Regions from separate parts of the Mus musculus genome. Here region 2 is linked to region 1. The links are chromatin loops, found by intact Hi-C in ENCODE. Cell type or tissue: left cerebral cortex. All regions are shown on one strand. Links, peaks and the distances in the headings refer to the core of each region. The heading gives the core; the rest is flanking DNA.

Region 1 (10,924 bases), core at 1,986-9,985:
GAGGCGTTTTGAAGGTTTTGTTGTTGTTGCTTGTTTGTCTGACATACTCTACCTAGATGGATCCCGAACTGAGAACTGTTCTGATATAAAACTGAAGTTCTTGGACTTCTGTAGTTCTGCAAGAGACCTCTACACAGAAAAATACTTTAAAGTAGGACAGTATATTTCAGTAAGATTTCCACTAATTCCTTAGTATTAATCCTTATAAACTAGGTTATACTTTGGTTAAGGAAAAAGTTCTAGGGCCAGAAAGATGGCTAAGCAGGTAAAGGTGTTTGCTGTTAAACACGTTACCCTGAATTCAATTCCAGGGATTCACATGGTAGGAGAGAACTTACTCCAGGCAAATTGAATCAATCCTCTCTCTCTCTCTCTCTCTCTCTCTCTCTCTCTCTCTCTCTCTCCCTCTCTCTCTCTCCCTCTCATACACACACACACACACACACACACACACACACACACACACACACACACACACACATAATTTAAAAACAAAATTATGGGGCAGGAGAGATGGCTCAGTGGTTAAGAGTACTGACTGCTCTTCCAGAGGTCCTGAGTTCAATTCCCAGCAACCACATGGTGGCTCACAACCATCTGTAATGGGATCTGATGCCCTCTTCTGGTGTGTCTGAAGACAGTGACAGTGTACTCACATACATGAAATAAATAAATCATAATGAAAAAAAATTTTTTGAGACAAGGCCTCACTATGCAGCCCTAGCTGGTCTGAAACATGCAATGAAGACCACCCTGGCCCCAAACTCATGAGAAATGTGCCTGCTTCCACCTCCCAAATGCTGGGACTAAAGGAGTGGCCCATCATTTGAGACCAGAATTTTTTATTCAGGTGGGTCAGCAGTAAAGAACACTAGACATGCTTGAGAGGACCTGGGTTTGATTCTCAGCACCCACAGGGTAGTTTACAACCCTCTGCAACTCCAGTTCCAGGAGATTCGATGCCCTTCTGACCTTTGCAGCCACTGTGCATGCATGCAAACTGTACTTGGACATACATGCATGCACACTGTACATGGACATACATAGATGCAGGCAAAACATCCAGACACAAAGTAAAATGAAAAATCTAATTAAAAATTCAAATAAAAATATTTTATTCTATTCTAAAACCCAGTGACATTTTACTTCTTTCTCATGCTCATCCCGGGTTCCAGAGTGATTTGGAACAACAACAGCCACCATAGCAGAAGGAAAGAGAATAACAAATTCATGGTTGAAGCTTTTACCACAAAGGACTACAGCACTATTCTTATGTACATTTTATTAACCAAGTGCAACTTACAAGTCAACTTAAAAGGGGAAAAGCAACTTTAATTCTACATTCTTGGGGGACAGACACCAAAATTATCTGATAGCATGATTATGGCCATACCTTAGAAAGAAGCCTCTAATTCTGATCAATAATATTTTCACTTCTGATCTCTATTTTCCATCTGTGAGAATGTACTCCTTCAGAAGAGGACCATGCATTTCCAAGTACTAACTATGGTCTCCAGGAACATGACTTCTTCACTAGTTAAGCCTGCCTCTTTCATCAGTCAGGAGTGAGAGAGCACAGAGACCTAGTGTAGCTGAGAGGAAGAGCTGAACCCTACCCTGGTAGGAACCCTCAAAATGTCAAAAAAAAAAAAAAAAATGCAAGGCAGGAGCAGCGAGGGCAGCAGGCATGGTGTCAGGGCTTGAAACCTCAGCCCTTGGCAGCACAAGGCAGGAGGATCAATCAAGTTCAAAGCCAGTCTGAAAAACAGATTTATTTCAAAAGCACTAGGGACATAAGAAGGCAAGACTTTAATAGGTAAGAAAAGCATGTTCAACCACAGGGAGGTAGAGAAATGAGGTGACCCTTCACCAAAATTCCTTTATCAAAGGCCTACTGTTAAACCACTGTGTACTAAGGCAAGTTTCAGCCAAACCACTTTATGCAAAGTTCAGAGTTTAGTTATGGCTAATAAAGTCAGCCAACATGCTTCTTTTTCTTGAGACAGGGTTTCGCTGTGTAGCCCTGGCTGTCCTAGAATTTACTCTATAGACCAGGCTGGCCTCAAACTCACAGAGATCTGCCTGCCTCCCCAGTGCAGGGATTAAAAGAATGAGCCACCACCACCTGGTGATTTTTTTTGTTTGTTTGTTTTTTGGTTTTTCGAGACAGGGTTTCTCTGTGCAGTCATGGCTGTCCTGGAACTCACTCTGTAGACCAGGTTGGCCTCGAACTCAGAAATCTACCTGCCTCTGCCTCCCAAGTGCTGGGATTAAAGGCGTTCGCCACCACTGCCCCGCTAATTTTTTTAAATGTATGTATGTCTGCATGTTTATCTGTGTGAGTGTATATTGCATGTTTGCTGGTGCCAGAAGAGGACACCAGATCCCCGAGCCCTATATATATCTTCTTAACATTCTTTAAGAAAGTAAAGAGCGGGCTGGTGAGATGGCTCAGTGGGTAAGAGCACCCGACTGCTCTTCCGAAGGTCCAGAGTTCAAATCCCAGCAACCACATGGTGGTTCACAACCATCTGTAACAAGATCTGACGTCCTCTTCTGGAGTGTCTGAAGACAGCTACAGTGTACTTACATATAATAAATAAGTAAATCTTTAAAAAAAAAAAAAAAAAAAAAAGAAAGTAAAGAGCTCTCAGCAATGTGGAGGCAGAGGCAGACAGATCTCTGAGTTCAAGGCCAGTCTGGTCTTCTAGGCCATGGATGAGAAACCTGTCTCCAAATAAATAAATAAATAAAAATAAATTTTAAAAAATCAAAGGAAAAAAAGAGGGAGAAAGAGAAAACAAAAGAAAATAAAGAGGCAGAGCGATGGCTCAGTGTGTAAAAGTGCTTTATGTGCAAGCCTGATGACCAAGCTCGATTGCCAGACTCACTTCGGAAGGGGAATCAGATCATGGAAATTACCCTCTTGACCTCTACACACATGCCTTGGGGCCAACATGTCTGCATCTCTCCCTTAACACACACACACACACACACAAACCTGCTAATAATAAATAATTAAAAAAAATTAAAATCAAATAAGTAAGCCAGATGTGGTAATATACTGCTGTAATCCCACCATTCTGGAGACAGAGGCAGGGAAATCACCACAAGTTCAAGGTGAGCTCAGACAACACAGCACGTTCCAGGCCAGCCAGGGCTCCATAGCAAGACAGACAGACAGACTGACAGAGACAGTGACAGAGAGACAGAGACAGAGATGGCAGGTAGTATTCTGGGGATGCATTTTTATGATAAAGTTGCTTCTCCACATCCAAGGCTCAAAGTATTCAAAGCAAGGGTTGGCAAAATAGCTCAGTGGGTAAAGGAGTTTGTCACCAAGACTGATGGCATGAATTGGATCCCTGAGGCAAACATTCACACATGATGGAAGGAAAAGAAAGATGAAAGAATAAAGTTATCCTCTGACTGTTACATGTGCTCTGGGACACACACACACACACAGACACATACATACACATACTTTTGGTTAAACAAATAAAAATGTGGAGATGGCCCAGCAGTTAAGAGCATGTACCCTCTTGTAGAGGACCTGAGATCAGGTCCCAGCACCCATGTCAGGGGACCCACAACTGCCTGTAACTCCAGTTCTAGAGAATCTGACGCCCTCTTCTGGACCCACTGGGAATCTGCATTCACCTGGGCTTTCCTTATACACAGTACGCTCACAGAAATAATCTAAAATGAACTACTTTAAAATACAATTCTTTTTAAAATTTAAATAGATTCCCGAGCTTATGATGGGGATACAGTTCAGAGGCAGAGCATTTGGTTACCATGTTCACGGCTCTGGGTTCCATCCCCAGCACCACATCAAACAAATGTGGCACCGGACACACACACACAGGCAGACAGGCAGACACACACATCCCTCCAGAGAGGTTTATCGCCAGGCTGCTCAAAGTTCTAATGCATCCTGTTTAAATTTCATACAAAGCTGAAATACTTTCAGTGATCCTCTCTGGCCGAAGGATTGAGAAAGGATGGAGACTGTTCCCATGAGCAGCTACACACTACAAACTGTAAACCCCAGAAAGAATTCCTGTTGGGGGCAGAGAAATCCACACAGTGTCAAAGTAGAAGCAAACCAGGTCTCCCAGATGCATTGTTTCATTACTATCTCATTGCTTTTCTTCCTTCACGGCTTAGTCATTCAATAAACACATTGCCAGAGTATATGAAGGAGTCCTGAGAAATGAAGAATGAGAATTAGTTTTGGGGCCTGCAGAATGGCTCAGTGGGTAAAGGCACTTGGCTGCCAAGAGACCTGGCTGAGTCCAATCCTGGTGACCCACATAGGAGAAAGGGAAGAAAAGACTCCTGGCAAGGTGTCCTCTGACCTTCATACTCCCAGTGGCAAGCACAGTGAGTCTCTCTCTCTCACATATACATACACACTACATATATACACACACAATACACACACATAAAACACATACACACACACAATACATGCATCTACACACACAAACACAGACACAATTTAAAAATAAAAAAGAAGCCAAGCAAAGTGGCTCATATCTTTAATCCCAGCACTGAGAAGCAAGTGGATCTGTGAGTTCAAAACCAGTCAGGCCTACAAAGTGAGTCTCTGTCTTAGGAAAAAAAAAGTCATTTTCATTCTTCATAGTTTTGATAAAAGACAACAAAACTCTACAAAACACAAGGCTAGATGTGCTATAGCACTTGTCCAGCAAAAGCAATGTATTGGGATTTGACCCTCAATACTAGAAAGAAACACACACACACAGACAGAGAGAGAGAGAAGAGAGAGACAGACATGAGAGAGGAGAGAGAGAGAGAGAGAGAGAGAGAACACAATACAACACTCAATCAAGAACACAGAAAAAGCCGGCCAGACACGGTGGCACAGACTCAGCATTCAGGAGGCAGAGGCAGGTGGATCTTTTCGGGTTCAAGGTCAGCCTGGTCTACAGTGAGACCCGGTCTCAATTAAAAAAAAAAAAAAAGACAGAAAATAGGATAAGCTATTCTAATATTAGTTGACAACCCCCACTCAAGGGAACAATAGCATATTGCTTTGCCAAATGGCTGCAAGTAAGCAAACAAAAAAGGCCTCTTCTGGTTTAATGACAGGTTAGCAGTACCCAAACCCCAATGACTCCTCCCTTCCCTTTCTTATAGGCTCCTACTGCAACACCTCCACCACTCCAACCTCCGCGTTTCTCTGGCAGCCGCATACTAGCTCCTTCACAAACAAAGCCCGGACGGCTATCAAGGTCAGCCCCAAAGACAGAGAGCAGAAATTGGAAACAGATCTTCTGTATGGAAAAGGGCAGGGCAGCACTCCCTAATATCAACTCCCCTTCCAGTCCACCCGCACTCCTTATCACGAACCTAGTGTCAGCCGCTCTGGGGGGTTCCGAGCCTCCTTTTCCCTCTCCATCCAGTTTCCTTTTTCTTCCTGCGCCCCCAATGACCTTCAAGCCCCTGAAACAGGTGCTCCCCAAGGGAAAGGGGTTGGATGCAGTGGCCAGGGACAGGTGAGCGGAGTTCCCTGTACACGCAGGGGACTGGAAACTCTATAATCGAGCGGCAGTCTGGGGCAAAGGGTCTGGACACCTAGGAGCAAAGGGGTTTACGCGGCAGTTTCGGGAGCTCCACTCGCGTGAACACAGGGCCTCTAGCGGTGGGCTGTCGGTGGGGAAGGTTTAAGGGAAAACCGGTCCATGGGGTGGGGATGTCACAATGGGGTCTTCCCGGAAACCGCAGTGGGTTGTCGAGCTACAGACATAGCAGGGTCCCTCCAGAAGGCCGCCTGTCCCTGGGCAAACGTTCTTCTCAGAGCCGTTTGAAACAATCCTCCGCAAGGAAGCCATATCAGACCACGCCCTGCCGCCCGAGGCGTAGCCGCCCCAAGGCGCATCCCGGGCCACCCTCGGCTGTCTCGACGCGGCATACCTGACGGAGGCCGCCCCACTGCCAAAGGTGCCAGCGAAGCGCGCGGGGGACAGCCCCAGCTGCTGGGGGTCGAACGAGTCCATGGAGGCTGGCGGCGTAGGACCTGGGGGCCGCGGAGGGTCGCTGGGGCCGGCACCGCTGCGGGCCAGCGGCAGGGCGGAGCGAGGGTGCGCCAAGGGGGCGGGGTCGGCGCGCGCGGGCACGCGGGGGCGGGGCGGGAGCGCGCGCAGCGGGGGCGTCAGTGTGAGTCCGGCCCAGCGCCGCACCGTGCTGCGGAGGAGCCAGACGGACTTGGGGTGCGGGCCGCCAGGCGCAGGCTCCGGGACACCACACCTCCGGGCCCTAAGGTCTCTCAGTGCGGTGAGGGTTCTGCGGGAGCTACAGCCACGCTCGCGGACGCGCCCGGGGCGGGGTCTCGCTCCCGCGAGGGCCGGGCTAGGCTTCTTCTGGTCTGTATTTGGCTTTATCTCTAGGTGTCCTGGACCGCTGCCTGGCTACAGTTATCTGTTTCACATCAGTTGCCTATCCATCCTTGGAACGTTCGGCCCCTTAGCGATGCGGCCTGTTGAGAGCACTGGCATCAGTGTGCTCACAGTATCCCAGGAGACGCCTGCCTTTGCAGTTCAGAGTCTGGATAGAATTGTTTCCAGCTGTGGGTCGGTGGGCCAGAAAAAATCTCAGAGCCCAAGTTCCTTCCTGCATAAAGTGGAGAGTTGCTTACTATATACAAGGTCTACTTTAGCATCACATATCGACCTTGTCAAGATGTCCTACGTGTCCTAAATTCATCTTTTCATGGTAAATTATAACACCACAAGACTAGTTTCCCTGCTACAATGATCAGCCTTTGAATTATTTATAAATAGTACTGGCTGAAAAAAATCCTTCTTCCACTCATAAAGATTTTAACAATCCCCAAGGTATCTCTTGCAGGTTTGAAAAAGAGAAGGAACTAAAATGCTTATTTTTATACTTAAAGGAAAATAAAATTTTGCCTTCAGACCCAACTCGTGAATGTGTAACCATTGTTTAGAGGTAACCAACACAGTATCTGAAAATCAGCCAATCAGAGACAGCCTCTCTTCAGGGGCTTCCAAATCAGCCAGTTATCAACAGCTTCTGAAACCCAGCTAATCATTGACAGCAGCCCAATCAGCAGCGCAATGACCAGGCTTCCGAATGAAAGAGCCTTTCTTAGCTGCTTTGTTCTGTAGACCACTGTTAACAGCCAGGAGACTGTAAATTGCTAAACAGTCAATTTATTGAAACACCTCGAGCTTTTACGCACCCAGTCATTATATACATCTCCAGCTCTGTTAATCAGCTTTGAGAATACATCTTTTCTCTACAAGCAAATGTGATATTCACCTTCTTCCTTCCTCCTCCATTTGGTATGTTTTATGTAGCCTAGGCTGACCTTGAACCCCTGAACTTGAACCCTTGAACTCTTGCTTCAACCTCCTAAATTCTGAGATTACAGGCCTGCATCATCATGTCCAGATGGAAGGCTACTACAATTTGTAGCACAGAACAAAATTGTGTGCCTTTGGTTGCTTGGCCAATGTCGTGGTATGCAGATATCACATCTTTTGTATTCATTTATCAGTTAATGAATATAGAAGCTTTTTTCCACACTTTCTGTGCCTTAGCTTAATGCCAATATGACCAAATACCGAAAGTTTTTGTGTAGACATGTTTTTAATTCTCCTGTATATGTAGTATACTCCTAGAAGTGTACTGCTTGATTATACTGAAAGTCTGTGTTTAATAATTTGAGGCATCTTTTTGTTTTCCAAAAAAGCTGCACCATTTATATTCACATTACCTAGGTGAGAGAGTCCCAATTGTTCCACGCGTTTCCAAACATTTAATATCTATCTTTGGATCGTAGTCATCTTACTGGATATGAGGCTGTAGTTTCCTTATGGTCATTTTTTCATGTGCTATTGGAGAGAAATAGTGTAAATGAGAATTCCTGGAAAAAAAAAAGCTGTGTCTGCAAAACTGATTGAAAACTGATCTTATTGGCCAGGTGTAACAAGTTCATGTTCCCAGGCTTAGGAACACACACGCACCCCACTTCTCTCCAAATGTCTTCTTAATTGTCTCTTAACTGAATATAGAATATAGAAATCGCTGTTATCTGAACCAAGGTGCATAAGTTGGAAAAACACATAACCAGTTGTCTGTTATGCCCTAATTAACTACACGCAGCTGACCCACTCCTTTGTCCTCTTACCACTCTGAGCTCCAGACCTAACGTCTAGGAAAATGAATTAAGAACCTTGAAGCCAGGTGCCCTGGATACAGCCCAGTCTCCAAGGGGTACTCCCTTACTTAACCCGTAATGTCAGAGTACAACTGGATAACACTGCAGCCCCACTCAGCTCCCCCCTCAATTTATGTTCCCATTTTTGAAAAACATTGTACGGTCTCCCTTCAGGACAAAGTTTACATCCTGAGCTGGCCACTTCTCTGGGCACTCAGAGAATAAAGCTTTCATGTTTAAGCTTCTGTCTCTGAAGTGAGTTTTCGCAGCTTCTACCCCGAACCCAACATAAGAAGAAGTAACCAGATGTGCCACTGTTTACTGAATTGTGGTCTGCAGCCAATGAGCAGCTAGATAGGGGTGTGGAAAGAGCATGGTTGAAAGAAAAACTGAAGAGAAAGGCATCTGGAGAAGTATTTGGATAGCTCTCTCCAAATGCACAAAAAAATTGAAGATAATTATATCTCATGAATTTTTTTGTTTTGTTTTGTTTTTTGAGACACAGTTTCTCTGTAAAGCCCTGGCTGTCCTGGAACTCACTTTGTAAGACCAGGCTGGCCTCGAAATCAGAAATCCACCTGCCTCTGCCTCCTGAGTGCTGGGATTAAAGGCGTGTGCCACCATGTCCGGCGTGATTTTTTTTTTTTTTCATTGAGACAGGTTTCTCTGTGTAGCCCTGACTGTCCTGGAACTTGCTCTGTAGATTAGGCTGGCCTGGAATTCAGAGATCCACCAGCCTCTACCTCCCAAGTGCTGGGATTAAAATAGGACACCACACCCCAACAATTGTGTCCCATGTAAATGCTCATCAAAAGGTAACTTCAGCTAAGGAGTTCAATAGTTAAGTAGCTAGGATGACCCATTCTGTGACAGCCAGCCTCTTTCCCCAGCCATTCCTGTCATTGCCCAACTCCCCGAATCCCAAACATCAGTTCAAATTCCCAGAAACGAGCTCACTCTGGACTACAGGAGGATTCCTAGGAGATAAAAGGCAGGAGTCCTCTAGAACTTCTGAAACCAGATCCCATCTGCCGGAAGGAGTCATTTTCCTTACCGCTGGCAGAAGGGACTTACGGCTCCATTGGCATATGCCTGTAATTGATATCGAAGTACATGTTGCCTCCAGGCTCCTTCAGCTTCCCAAGTACCTATTATATATTTCATAGTTCACACTAGCACATTAGCATCGTAGGCGTTCTCATCTGCCCAGGCTTCCTTCCTCCCAGATACCCATTTGTTCTCTTTATAATGACAAGGTTTCCCCACTGCCCCTACTATTCTACATTTTCTCTGTTCACTATTCCCTGCTATTCTTCATTCTCCCACAGATAACCCTGGTCATGCCCAGTCTTTTGGTCATATTCAGTCTACTTTTCCTCTCTGCTTTGGACTCTTCCAGATGCCTCTGACTGTTCTCTCACATCTACAATTAAAACTTTAACAATATCATGGAGTGGTCATATCAGCAATTTCTTTACAGTGTTATGGGAGAGATGGAAGTTATGTATGAGCTCAACAATACGGATTTGCTCTCACCAAGGCTGGCCTTCTGCAGTTGCTGCTGAGTGTCAAATCTGCCAGCAGCAAAGACTAACACTTAGCCTCTGATAAGGAACTGTTCCCCTGGGTGACCAGCCAGTGACCTACTCGGTCAGTCAACTTTGGATAACTTTCCTTTATGGGAAGTCAATGCTTTTGCCTTAGTGGAATAGATACTTATTCTAGTTGTGAATTTGCTGTTCCTGCATGTAATGCTTCTGCTAGAACACCATCATCCACATACTTATAGAATGCCTTATCCACAGCCATGGTATTCCACACAGCACTGCTGACCATGGAACTCACTTCACGGCCAGAGATATGGGACAGTGGGCTCTATGCTCATGGAATCCATTCATCTTATCATGTTCCCCACCATCCTGAAACGGCTGACTTGATAGAATGGTGTAAAGGCCTTTTGAAGACACAGTTACACTAGCAATTAGGGCAACCTTTTGAAGACATGATTACAGTGCTAATTAGCTGTCAGTATCCCTGAGTGCCTGGGCAGAGTTCTTTAGAAAGCAGTATATACTTTGAATCAACATCCAATATATAGTGAGGTTTCTTTTATAGCCAGCATTCACAGGCTCAGGAAGAGGGGGGGATGGAGGAGGGGAGGGGGAGAGGGGAGGGAGAGGAGAGGGAGGGGAAAAGGGAGAGAGGAGGGGAGGGGAGAGGGAGAGGAGAGGGAGAGAGAGGAATGGTCTTCTTACCCCTAGTAACTCATTAGGGAATTTTCTGCTTCCTGTTTCCTCAACCTTCAGTTCTACTGGCCTAGAAGTTCTGGTTCCAGCGGAGTGGTCCTGCCTGGAGACAAGCAAACATTCCACTGATCTGGAAGCTCAGACTTCCCCCTAGACACTTTAGGTTTCTGATACCCTTAAGCCAAAAAACTAAGAAAGGAATAACAGTGTTAGGGTGGGTGACTGATCCAAACTACCAAGGGGAAATTGGATTGCTTCTTCACAGTGGAGGTAAGGAAGATTATAGTGCAGGAGGTCCTTTAGGGTGTCTCGTGGTGTTACCATGTCCTATAGTTAAAGTCAGTTGGAAACTAGAATAACCCAATCCAGGCAGGATGACAAAGGGTCAGAACACTCCAGGGGTAAAGATATGCGTCACTCTTTCAGGTAAAGACCTGGAACCTGCTAAGGTTTTTCCTGAGGGTAG
Region 2 (10,924 bases), core at 1,363-9,362, 64 kb after region 1:
GTCAGTAGAGGTAGGCTTTGAGGTTCAAAAGACCACACCTTTGAACCCAGACAGGCCCAGTCTGTTTGTCTCTGTCTCTCTGTTTCTGTGCCTGCTGCTTAGGATCAGGACATAAAGCCATGCCTACCTCCATGCCACTATGCTCCCCACCATGATGATGATGGACTAACCTTCCAAAACTGGAAGCAAACTCCCTAGTTAAATGGTCTCATTTATAGGAGTTCCTATGGTCACTGTGTCTCTTCACAGCACTAGGACACTGAGACACCTGAGTTAAAATCCTAGACTGAGGAGCTCAGGTGAACACTTGGCACTCACCTACTGTGTACAAAGTACTGTGTTCAATCATCATTACTGGGAGAAAAACGTTTTGTGATAGCTGGCTGCAGGGGCTGAAGCCTCTAATACAGACCCTGAGAGACAGAGGAGGAGAACCACCTCAAGTGTGAGGTCAAGCCGGGGCCACTGAGCAAGACCTTGTCTTGACAAAGCAAAAAGCAAACAGACACACATTCCCAGACTCAAACTAGAAACTCCCCAAATGTCTCCCAGGAACAGGATAAGTTAACAATTTGTCATAAAATTTTATATATTTTTTTTTTCGTACAAAAGAATATGAGATAGAAAATAAGTGGCCTACTATTTTAAGTAATATGGCCGGATATCACAAATAGACTTCTTAGTGAAAGAAGCAAGACATAAAAGAACTCATTCTGTAGAGTTCTGTTTATACGAAGTAAAACCAACAACATAGTAAAGCGAATCTATGCTGTACAAAGTCGGAAGAGTGACCCCTTGGCTGTGGTGGTGTGGCAGGAGCAGGCTAGAGGAGACCCGACAGTGTCCTGATTCCTTCTCTGCGTTCTGGTTATTTGTGTACGTTTACTTTGAGGAGTTCCATGGTTGTATGTATGTTTTACTTTTCTGCATTCATGCTATACTTTAGTACAGAGTTTTAAAAGGCATATTGTATAGGGTATTTGTAACCACGAGCCACTCTAGTGGGCTCTTGTGCATGCAAAACTTCTTTTCTTTCTTATTTTATAAAATATATTATTTTATAAAACAATTTTCATGAGTTTAAACCCATGAGCAGTATAAGATCACACGGATTCTGTGTCCAGTGGCCTTTGCAGGCAGGTTGCTTTGGAATTAAACATTTAGTCCATGGGCCCCTATCTTAGTTACTGTTCTGTTTGCAGTGAAAGGATGCCAATGACTGAAGTAGCTTATAAAAGAAAGCATTTAACAGAGAGCTTGCTTACAGTTTCAGAGGGTTAGTGCTTGAATATCATGACAGGGAGTCTGGTAGCACACAGGAAGGTATGGGACCAGAGCAATACCTAAGAGCTTACATCTGATCAGAAAGTTGCAGGCAGAGACAGAGACTGGGCCTGGTGTGGGCTTTTGAAACCTCAAAGGTCACCTTTGAGTAACACACCTCCTTCAACAAGGCTACACCTCCTAATCCTTCCTAAAAAACGTCACCAACTGGGAACCAACCATTCAATGTGTGACTATGGCCATTCTCACTCAAACCACCACAGGCCTGGATTCCCCAACCTCCACCCCTGGCCATTACTCTTACTTTGTTTAGTTTCCCTCCAGAAGTACCGGAGTTCTTTTTTTTTTTTTTTTTTTTTTTTTTTTTTTTTTTGCTTTATACACATGTTCATCACACCTAAGTAGACTTCAGTTTCATCTTGAGCATACACTCCTTCATTTTAAGAAGAGTCATGCTCTCTCTTTGGTTCTGAGGTCTTATCTTATAGCCAGCAAGGCCGCCGCAGGTGTTGGGAGCACAGCACAAAGATCTCCAGAGAAACCAGGAATGTCTTTCCAATGGCAAAGATGTAAAAAACCTTTTCTTCCACCCAAAATTCTGAAAGTTGGAAATGATTAATGGCCTGATTTTTCTTCCTTCCTCTTTCACTGTGTTTCTTATAACACTCTTTTTTTTAAAAAAAGATTTATTTATTATTATATCTAAGCACACTGTAGCTGTCTTCAGACACACCAGAAGAGGGTGTCAGATCTCACTAAGGATGGTTGTAAGCCACCATGTGGTTGCTGGGATTTGAACTCATGACCTTTGAAAGAACAGTCAGTGATCTTACCCACTGAGCCATCTCTCCAGCCCCATAACACTCTCTTAATAAACCATTTCTTCATATGATGCTTCAGGCTCCACTTTTGGAGACACTGTTTTAGTCTATTCTTTGTTGCCATTAACAGAATATCTGAAATTGGAAAAGTTGATTTGGCATCTAAGGATGCCCAAGACTATGATGTAGTGAGAAACTTGTGGTGTTTTAATCCACAATGGCAAGAAGCAGGCAAGTAAGTCTATTCAGAGAGAAGCAAGAGAAACCCAAGGTAGCTGAACTCACTGTATCACAACCAGTTCTCCTGGAAACTAACCCAGTGTCATGGGAGTAAGAACCCCGGTGGCAGAGGCATTAATTAACTCATCTGAGTAAGCACTACTCATAGGTCTTGTGGTAGTTTGAATGAGAATGGCCCTGTCTTAGTTATTGTTCTATTGCTGTGAAGAAACATCATGACCAAAGCAACTTACAGAAGAAAGCATTTAATTGGGAGCTTAATTACAGTTTCAGAGGGTGAGTCTATTATCATCATGACAGGAAGTGTGACAGGCAGGCATAGCACTGGAGCAGTAGCTAAGAGCTTACATGGGGATCTACAAGCAGAGGCAGAGAGAGCATGAAACTGGACCTGGCATAGGCTTTTGGAACTTCAGAGCCCACTCCTAGCGACACACCTTCTTCAACAAGGCCATACCTTCTAACCCATCCCAAACAGTTCCACCAACTGAGGACCAAGTCTTCAATGAGCCAGCGGGGGCCATTCTCATTCAAACCACTATAGACCCCAGTAGGCTCACAGGACCCAGGTTCAGTTCCCTGGCACCTGCATGGAGGTTCATAACCAGGCAGTTCATAATGATTCTTCTATTTACAGCTTAGACATAAAGCATTCCTGGTTAAAGGCTGGTTTTGTTTGTCATTGGCAGTAACATTTCTGGGACCTGGAAATGGCTGCTTGAGGAAGGACCAGTGAAGAAAGGGTAGCATAAATTCTGGGTACAAAGGCTTATAGAGTTATGGTGTGAAAGAAAAATCCTCATAGGCTCGGGTATTTGAATACTTGGCCTCCAGTTGATGGCACTGTTTGGGGGAGATTATGGAGCCTTTAGGAAGTGAAGGCTGGCTGTCTTTAGGTCAGGCTTTGATGTTGCATAGCCTGGTCCCACTTCCTGTTATTCCCCTCTGCTACCTATGTATGGATGAAGTCTGATCTTTCTGTCTCCTATGTGCCAGGCCACCTTTATATTCCTGCCATGCCTTGTCTGCTGCGATGGACTATATCCCTTCTGGAACTATAAGCCAAAGCAAACATGTATTCCCTAGCATGCTTCCCCCCACCCCCGTTAAGGTGCATTTTACGAGTGTTTTGCCTGAATGTATGTGTGTGTACTATCTGCATATTTGGTACACGAAAAGATCAGAAGATCTCATCTGATTATCTAGATCCCCCAGAGCTAGAGCAATGGAAGCTATTTATGAACCACCAAGTGGGTGCTGGGAACTAAATCTGGATCATCTGCAAGTAGATTTAACCTCAGGGCAGTCTCTCCAGCCTCCAACTTGCTTTTTCTCAAGACATTTTAAACATAACTAATTCATAGAGCTCAAAAGACATACTTTCAGAGGCCTGACCAGACATGACACATAGCTTACTATCTATGTGTATATTTGATTTTATGATCATACTGAATTCTTTATTCCTTTCTCTTCCTTCCTTTCCTCCTTCCTTTTCTTTCTTTCTTTCTTTCTTTCTTTCTTTCTTTCTTTCTTTCTTTCTTTTCTTTCTCTCTTTCTTTCTCTTTTTCTTTCTTTCTTTCTTTCTTTCTTTCTCTCTCTCTCTCTCTCTCTCTCTCTCTCTCTCTCTCTCTCTCTCTCTCTCTCTCCCTCTCTCTCTTTCTTCCTTTCTCTTTCTCTCTTTTGAGACAGGATCTTCTTCTACATAGCCCTGACTGGCCAGGAACTCACTTTGTATGCCAGGCTGGCTTTGAACTCAGAGATCCACCTACCCCTGCCTCCCAAGTGCTGGGATTGAAAGAGCATGTGTTACTACCCCTAGGTGAGTATTTTTGTTTGTTTTAAATTTATTACTGTGTGTGCTCATGTTATGGGATGAGTATGGAGGTCTGAAGACAATGTTGTGGAGTCAGCTCTCTCCTTCTACCTTTATACAGGTTTCAGGGGTTGAACTTAAGTTGCCAGCTTTACACGGCAAGCATCTTTACCCACTGAGCCAACCCTTTCTGGTTTTTGTTTTTTTTTTTTTTATTAAAAATCTTTTAAATAGGATCTGTCTATTATGTATCTCTGATTTGTCCTGGAACTTACTCTGTAGACCAGGCTGGCCTCACAAAGATCCACCTGCCTCTGCCTCCCCAGTGCTGGGACTGGAGTCATGTACCACCATGAGTAGTCTCACCAGCCCTTTCTTGATGAATTCTTAATTGGGTCTACATCACTAGACCTCTTGTCCTTGTTGAAAGTGAGTTACAGGATATGTTAGTTTTTTGTTGTGTAACCAGTCATTCCCATTACTGGCTTAAACAAGTACTCTTACTTATTTTGCTCATATACTAGTAACTTGTGTTTGGCAGGGAGTCCTTGTCTTGGCTACTTGATTATCTGGTACTCAAGTGAGACGTCTTGAGTGGCTGTAGATTAGAAAGGTTGGAGCATAGCTACCTTCTAGTATGGCAATTTCAGAAAAGTGGAATTCTTTGATGGCCCCTGGCTTTCCCCAGAGCAAGTGTTCCGAGACAGCTGGAAAGAATCGTCAAGATTTTGTGTGACCCAGGAATCTCAGACTGGAAAATCCCAGAAAGGCTTCCTCTCTTCATGGCAGGAGACAGTGTTAGCCTCTTTTGTGCTTCTGTGAGCAAAATGCCCTGGCAAAAGCAACTTAAGGGAAGAAGTATCTATTTTGGCTCTTGTTAACAGAAGGATTTCAGTCTCTCACACAGGGAAGGCGTGGCAGAGTTCCCAGCTGTCTGTGGCAGAGAGACGCATGGAGTGGAGGATGGCTTACATGGTAGCAATACAGAATAAGGGAAAGCAAGGAGAACCAGAGGCAGGAGCACGCTCCAAGGCAGCGCAGCCCACAGGCTTCCAAACAGTGCCAGAAGCAGGGAGCTAAGGGTAAAACAGGAGCGGGGGCCGTGGGGAGAGGGGGAGAGGCGGGCACGGGGATAGGTGAGATTCAATAGGAGACGTTGTAACTGTGTAGTCTACCACATGACCATGGTAGGTCCATGTCTCCTGCTTCCTTCTTTCATCATATACAGCCGTATGTAGAACACAGTAGAGGAGAAAGAGAAAAGACAAAGAAATGAACAAATGTGAAGACTGGAATCTGGTTTGGAGCCCTGGGATAGCTGGGGTGAGGCTGCTGTGTATGCAGTTCAGCTCTACCAGGCCTTCAGGGGATGCAGAGTGAGCAAGGTCAGGGCCTGCGCTGGACACTGGTGTCTGACTATGGGTGCACTCCAATTCTCTACTCCCAGGTTAATCAGAGAGGTTTCATACATGTATGTGAGGTTTTCTTTGTTTTCCAGGACCAGGTGCCCAAACTCTCAAGTACCTGCATAAGTATACTCTGCACAGCCCAAGATTATGAGGCAAAGTTCTGATTAGCCTCTCTAAAGCAGGCTGAAACATTGCTTGAAAGAGCAATGGGCCTCTCACTGGATGAGACACAGGAAAGATTTGTTCCTATTTAGATAATGTAGACTTGATGAGAAATCTTGCTTGTCAACTTGACTGTATCTGGGATCAACAACAACACAAGCACATAGGCATTCTTGGGAAGAACTGGTTTTTCTTTTTAAGACTAGGATTCTCTATGTAGCCCTGGCTGTTCTGGAATTCACTCTGTAGACCAGGCTGGCCTCACAGAGATCCACCTGCCTCTGCCTCTCAAGTGCTGGGATTAAAGGTGTGGGCCACCATTTCTTGGGCATGAAGAATTGTCTTAATCAGATTACCTGAAGCAGGAAGACTCATTCTAAATCTGTGTAGCACTTTCTCATGGCAGATAAGAGGACAGAGAAGAAGAAACTTTGCTTTCTGTCTGCTTGTTCTTATTCTTGGAGGGAAGGTCATCTATCAAGTTTCTGCAGCGTTACCTCACTGATATTAGAACTGACTTCTTTGGATCAGCAGTGAGATCTCCAGGAATCTTTTAGGACTCCAGCACCGAATTGGGACTGTGGAGTCCAGTCTTGTGGATCAAGCACCTTTCTAGGGTGGGACAGCCATTGTTGAACTACTTGGACTGCATCCTGTAAGCCAACTAAATAGATCTCTATCTATCTATCTATCTATCTATCTATTCTTTTAGTGGAACAACTCAGATGGCTAAAACAACCCATATGGCTTCTTCACTCAGTGACTGTTCTTCCAGCTATAAGCTTACCAGATTCATTTGCCTGGGACCTTTTCTCTCCATATGACCTCTGTATGAATCTTTCCAAGGTGGAAGAGCAGGAGAATCCCAGGACAACAAATAAACAAATACCTCCCAAACCAGACCAAGCAACAAAAGAAACAAAAAATAAGATCAGAGCTGGAACTGACACGTTATCTCTTTACCATATCCTTCTATCGGTTTAATATAGTCAAGGTCCAGCGTACATTCCAGGGTAGTGGCCCATACAAGGTTATGCTATTGGGAAGTATGTATCATTGGGAGTAGGAGAGGCACTGGCGTTAGCAAGAAGGGTGTGCAAGCTGAGAGCGCTCCCGGTAATTCTGGGCTGTTCTTTCTTCAGAGAATATGGATAGGTCGTGGGGTACAAGATAATGCTAAACTTCTCCTGCAGAATTTAAGGTACACATAGACATGGTCTGCCACTGGTTCAATCCGCTCGCTATCAAGGAAAGCCTGGCTGTGTGTGCATTCAGTCAGTTACACATCTATTCATATGCAGGTGCTTAATTAACACACGTGCCATTTTGTTATCCCTAGTTTAGAAACGCGAATGCAGTAAGTACTACTTCTTCAGGTCTCAGCTAGCAACACACGACATCATTAGCCTTTTGGGTCCGGTTTCTCACCAAAATGGAGTTGGGGTTATAAGCTGAGCTTTGGAGGCGTCCAAAGGGTAACACTTACCACAGTCAGCTTGTCTAGCAGAGCCAGGCAGCCACTGTAAGGAGGTACTGGCTAACTCGTCGTAGCGCGGTGCGGAAAGCAAAGAGCCTCCGTAGACTAGGCGATGTTCATCCGCGCTAAGACCCTGGCATTGAGCAGGTCTACATGCTGGGCACGCCGGAAGACCACGGCCCTGGTCCCGCCCCCGCGCATGCCAGCCCCGCCCCTGCCCGACGCACAGCGGGAGCCCCGCCTTGGATATGGACCCGCCGGGCCACCGTCGCCCGGCCCCGCCTAGCACGGCCAGGCGAAGGGGAGCCGGCGTGCGGGGTGTGTATGTGTTCGCTGGGCGCCGGCTCAGCCCCAGGAAGATGGTGGCGGTGGCGGCGGCGGCGGCGACTGAGGCGCGGCTGAGGGGGAGCACGACGGCGACAGCAGCGCCTGCGGGCAGGAAGGGCAGGCAGCACCGACCCTGCACCGCGACAGGGGCCTGGAGGCCGGGACCGCGCGCCCGGCTGTGTCTACCGCGGGTGCTGTCGCGGGCGCTGCCCCCGCCGCCGCTGCTGCCGCTGCTCTTTTCGCTGCTGCTGCTGCCGCTGCCCCGGGAGGCCGAGGCCGCTGCGGTGGCGGCGGCGGTGTCGGGCTCGGCCGCAGCCGAGGCCAAGGAATGTGACCGGCCGTGTGTCAACGGCGGCCGCTGCAACCCTGGCACCGGCCAGTGCGTCTGCCCCACGGGCTGGGTGGGCGAGCAATGCCAGCACTGCGGGGGCCGCTTCAGGTGAGTGCGGGTGGGGAGTGCAGGCCCAGCCTGATGTTCCAGGCCCAAGGCAGGTGCAGGGCTTGAAATCGCGAGGGTAGAATTTGCCCCACTGTGTTTGATGATGGCTTGCCTCCTGGAGGGATGTTCATTTGGTGGCCTTCGGGTCTGCCTGTGGTGGAAGATTGAGAAGGAACGGGAACACTCGGGAGGCATTTGTTGCTGTGGGTTAGATGTGGGTCCTGAAGAGTATAAAAGCCCACCTCGAAAACGGGCTTATTTAGGATAAATGAGGTATCAAGGAAACGGTGAGTGAGTGAGTTCTTCAGCACTTGCCTTTGACCAGCCCAAGAGATTGGAGATATGTGTGTCTGGAAGAAGTACAGCCGAGGAAGTGACATGTTGGGTGAAAATAGAAGGTAAGGCTGGGTTGTAAGATTTCAGGGATAAAAGTACCATTGGTTGTTGTTCCAAGGAAAGTGAAGAAACTAGTTTTTGGATCCTCACTGTTGGCCTATTGGAACGGGGTTGTCTAGAGAGGAGAATCCTATTAGCCCTAGATTCTCCACAACATGCAGTTGGCTTGGTTTGGGGCAGAACCTCTTGGAGAGATCACTTTTTAATTAGCTTTTATCTATTATTTGCTTCTGTTGTGAGAGAATTTTTGGATAATGCACACAGGTAGATCCATCATCCAGAGTTTGATGTGGTCCACAAGAAGTTAGGAACACAGCAAGGGGAAGTTATAAGACCTACAGTGTCATCCATATCTCAGGCAGATATTTGTTGACTGGGTTCCCCATTTGACGTGGGAAAGTGAGGGAATGTGAACGTGGCGTAGGATTGATTCTTGCTCCAATTGATCTTATGTTCTAGTGAGGGCTGACAGGCAGTCAACACGTAACTAGGCAAAAGGAATGAGCAGGATAATTTCAGATAGTGGTAAATGCTAAAAGCAAAATACAAACAGGTGGTCGGTCTTCCAGGATTCCGATAAGTGGTGACATTAGAAGCCACCCATTTGAGTGTCATTTGATCTGAGTGAGGCCTGAACCTGGCATAAGAGAACCTGTGGAAATGAAGGGGCAGAGAGTGTGTGACTGGCTAGCAGTAAGCAGAGAAGTCTCGGAGGAGGAGGAGGAGGAGGTGACATTGAATTTGAGCATGTGAGGTTAAGTAGGATTTGCAAGCGTGAAGTTGGGGAGAAGAATTCCAAATGGAAAAAAAAAGCTGCAGACATAGTGGTAGAGTCCAGAAGGTGGAGTTTTGCCAGTGCCCCTGTAGTAGAAGAGAGTTGTAAGGGAGAAGCTTGGAATGTTAAAGTAATAGATCTCTGTTAGATCTTCTAGGGGACTCAGAGATCAGTGGCAAGATGAACTCTTAAGTTTTACAATGGAGAAACCAAGGAACCTCAGCACCAGTGTTTCGGGGGTTGGTCTAATAGTTTAGCGTGTTGTGATTTTAGGCTTCGAGATACAGTGGTAAACAAGTTGTATGTAATTTTATTCTTGTAGAACTTAACTTTTCGTTTGGGAGTAAAAAATACCATAATGGAGCTGGAGAGCTGGCTCAGTGGTTAAGAGTACTTGTTGCTCTTGCAGAGGACTGGGGTTAGGTTCCCAGCACCTACATGGTGGCTCATGATCATTTATGACTCTAGTTCCAGGGGATGTCATGCCTTCTTCTGACTTCAGGCACCAGGCACACATGCAGGCAAAACACTTACACAGGAAATAAAAATAAATATTTTTAATTTGGAACTTACTGTGTAGGCCAGGCTGGCCTCAAACTCACAGAGATCAGCCTGCCTCTGCCTCCCAAGACCTGGGATTAAAGGCATGTGACATCCTGCCCCCTTAGTCCCCCCAATAAATAATTCTTTAAAATTATTTAATTTTAAATCCAGTAATCAATATATTGTAATTTTGCATGATTGTGGAGGTGAGGGCAGCGGTAGAAGCCAGCTCCTTTCAGAGTGAGACTAAGATTCATCTTTCTGTTGAGATACTCCTGAGGGGCAGGATGGGGGATGAGTGACATCAAGACAGGTTAGAGGGGAGATCCAGTGTCCATAGCAGAGAGAGCAAAAGGGACCAAGACTGCAGAGAGAGGTCGGTGCAGTGCTATGCCACATAGAGGTAGGAAGTGGATTTAGGATTTGACCTTTCACCAAAGAGCAATGGGATGCAACAGGTCACTCTGTTTTCATGAAATTGTAGACTTAGAGACGGGAACCAGAAAGGGAATAGCCTTAAAGGTCAGTTGACTTTAGATGCTTCCAAGATCAGGGGGATTGATGGAGGGACCTTCAAATTCTGAAAACCTGGGCTACAGGCATGAGATGTTATGGGCAGTTGATAGAGACTGTTGGTGTAGGTCAGAGCCAGACACCACTGCTGCTAGTAGAGACGAGGTAGATATTGTGTGGGAGTATAGAGATAAAATGGTTAGGTCTCTCTTTCAGATCGGTTTGTTCTTGGACATGTGAACACGATAGTGAGGAGAAAAGGCTAGCTCTTACTTTGGGTGATTGAGAGGCAATATTTACAAGGCACAGGGACATAGGTAGGACTAGGCTGAGATAAGCTTAGATTTATACACAGAGTTTGGGGAGTTTTCAAGGTATGTGCCTGGCACATGTTCCTTGTTGGTTGAGGTTATTTACCTGTAAGAGGGCTTGCCAGGGAGAGAAAGAGATCTGAGTGTCCACATGAATAGTTCAGAGAAGAGCCTTTTAAAACAGGACAGGCACTCCTGATAGTGCCTCAGCTACTCTCATATGTAAGTGACTGTCACAGACATTCCCTTTGAGCTTGTGCTCATTAAGGCTCAATTAAGACTGCCTCTGACAATACTATTATAGTAAGTGGCTTCTAGAATTGTTAAAATAATAAAAGGCCAGGAGTTGTAGCACACACCTATAATCTCAGAACTTTGGAGGTCAGGAATTCAAAGTCAACCTTGGGTGACATA

Evidence for each region. A loop is a pair of places that touch in the nucleus more often than their neighbours do. Peaks named below come from ENCODE experiments on the same cell type or tissue, not always from the same donor. Only the 100,000 strongest peaks of a DNase experiment are listed, where the experiment ranks them.
Region 2: a loop joins it to region 1, with 2.5 times the contacts of the local background. A loop is called at or near these places in 14 of 42 quality-filtered maps.

Annotation. Positions count from the first base shown.
Region 1 is chr2:130,834,021-130,844,944 of GRCm38, forward strand. 4930402H24Rik (RIKEN cDNA 4930402H24 gene) reads right to left here and starts at 6,125. Exons shown (of 37, transcript NM_029432.2): 1 at 5,944-6,125. The coding sequence starts at 6,026. In left cerebral cortex, for the core only: CTCF peaks have their summits at 3,654 (motif pointing left) and 5,664; DNase peaks (open chromatin) are centred at 4,270, 4,934, 5,215, 5,869 and 3 more places; H3K4me3 peaks cover 3,538 bases; H3K27ac peaks cover 3,596 bases.
Region 2 is chr2:130,898,996-130,909,919 of GRCm38, forward strand. Atrn (attractin) reads left to right here and starts at 7,500. Exons shown (of 29, transcript NM_009730.3): 1 at 7,500-7,972. The coding sequence starts at 7,566. A730017L22Rik (RIKEN cDNA A730017L22 gene) reads right to left here and starts at 7,401. Exons shown (of 3, transcript NR_015523.2): 1 at 7,216-7,401. In left cerebral cortex, for the core only: no CTCF peak of the experiment used is centred there; DNase peaks (open chromatin) are centred at 5,171, 7,453 and 7,944; H3K4me3 peaks cover 2,445 bases; H3K27ac peaks cover 1,167 bases.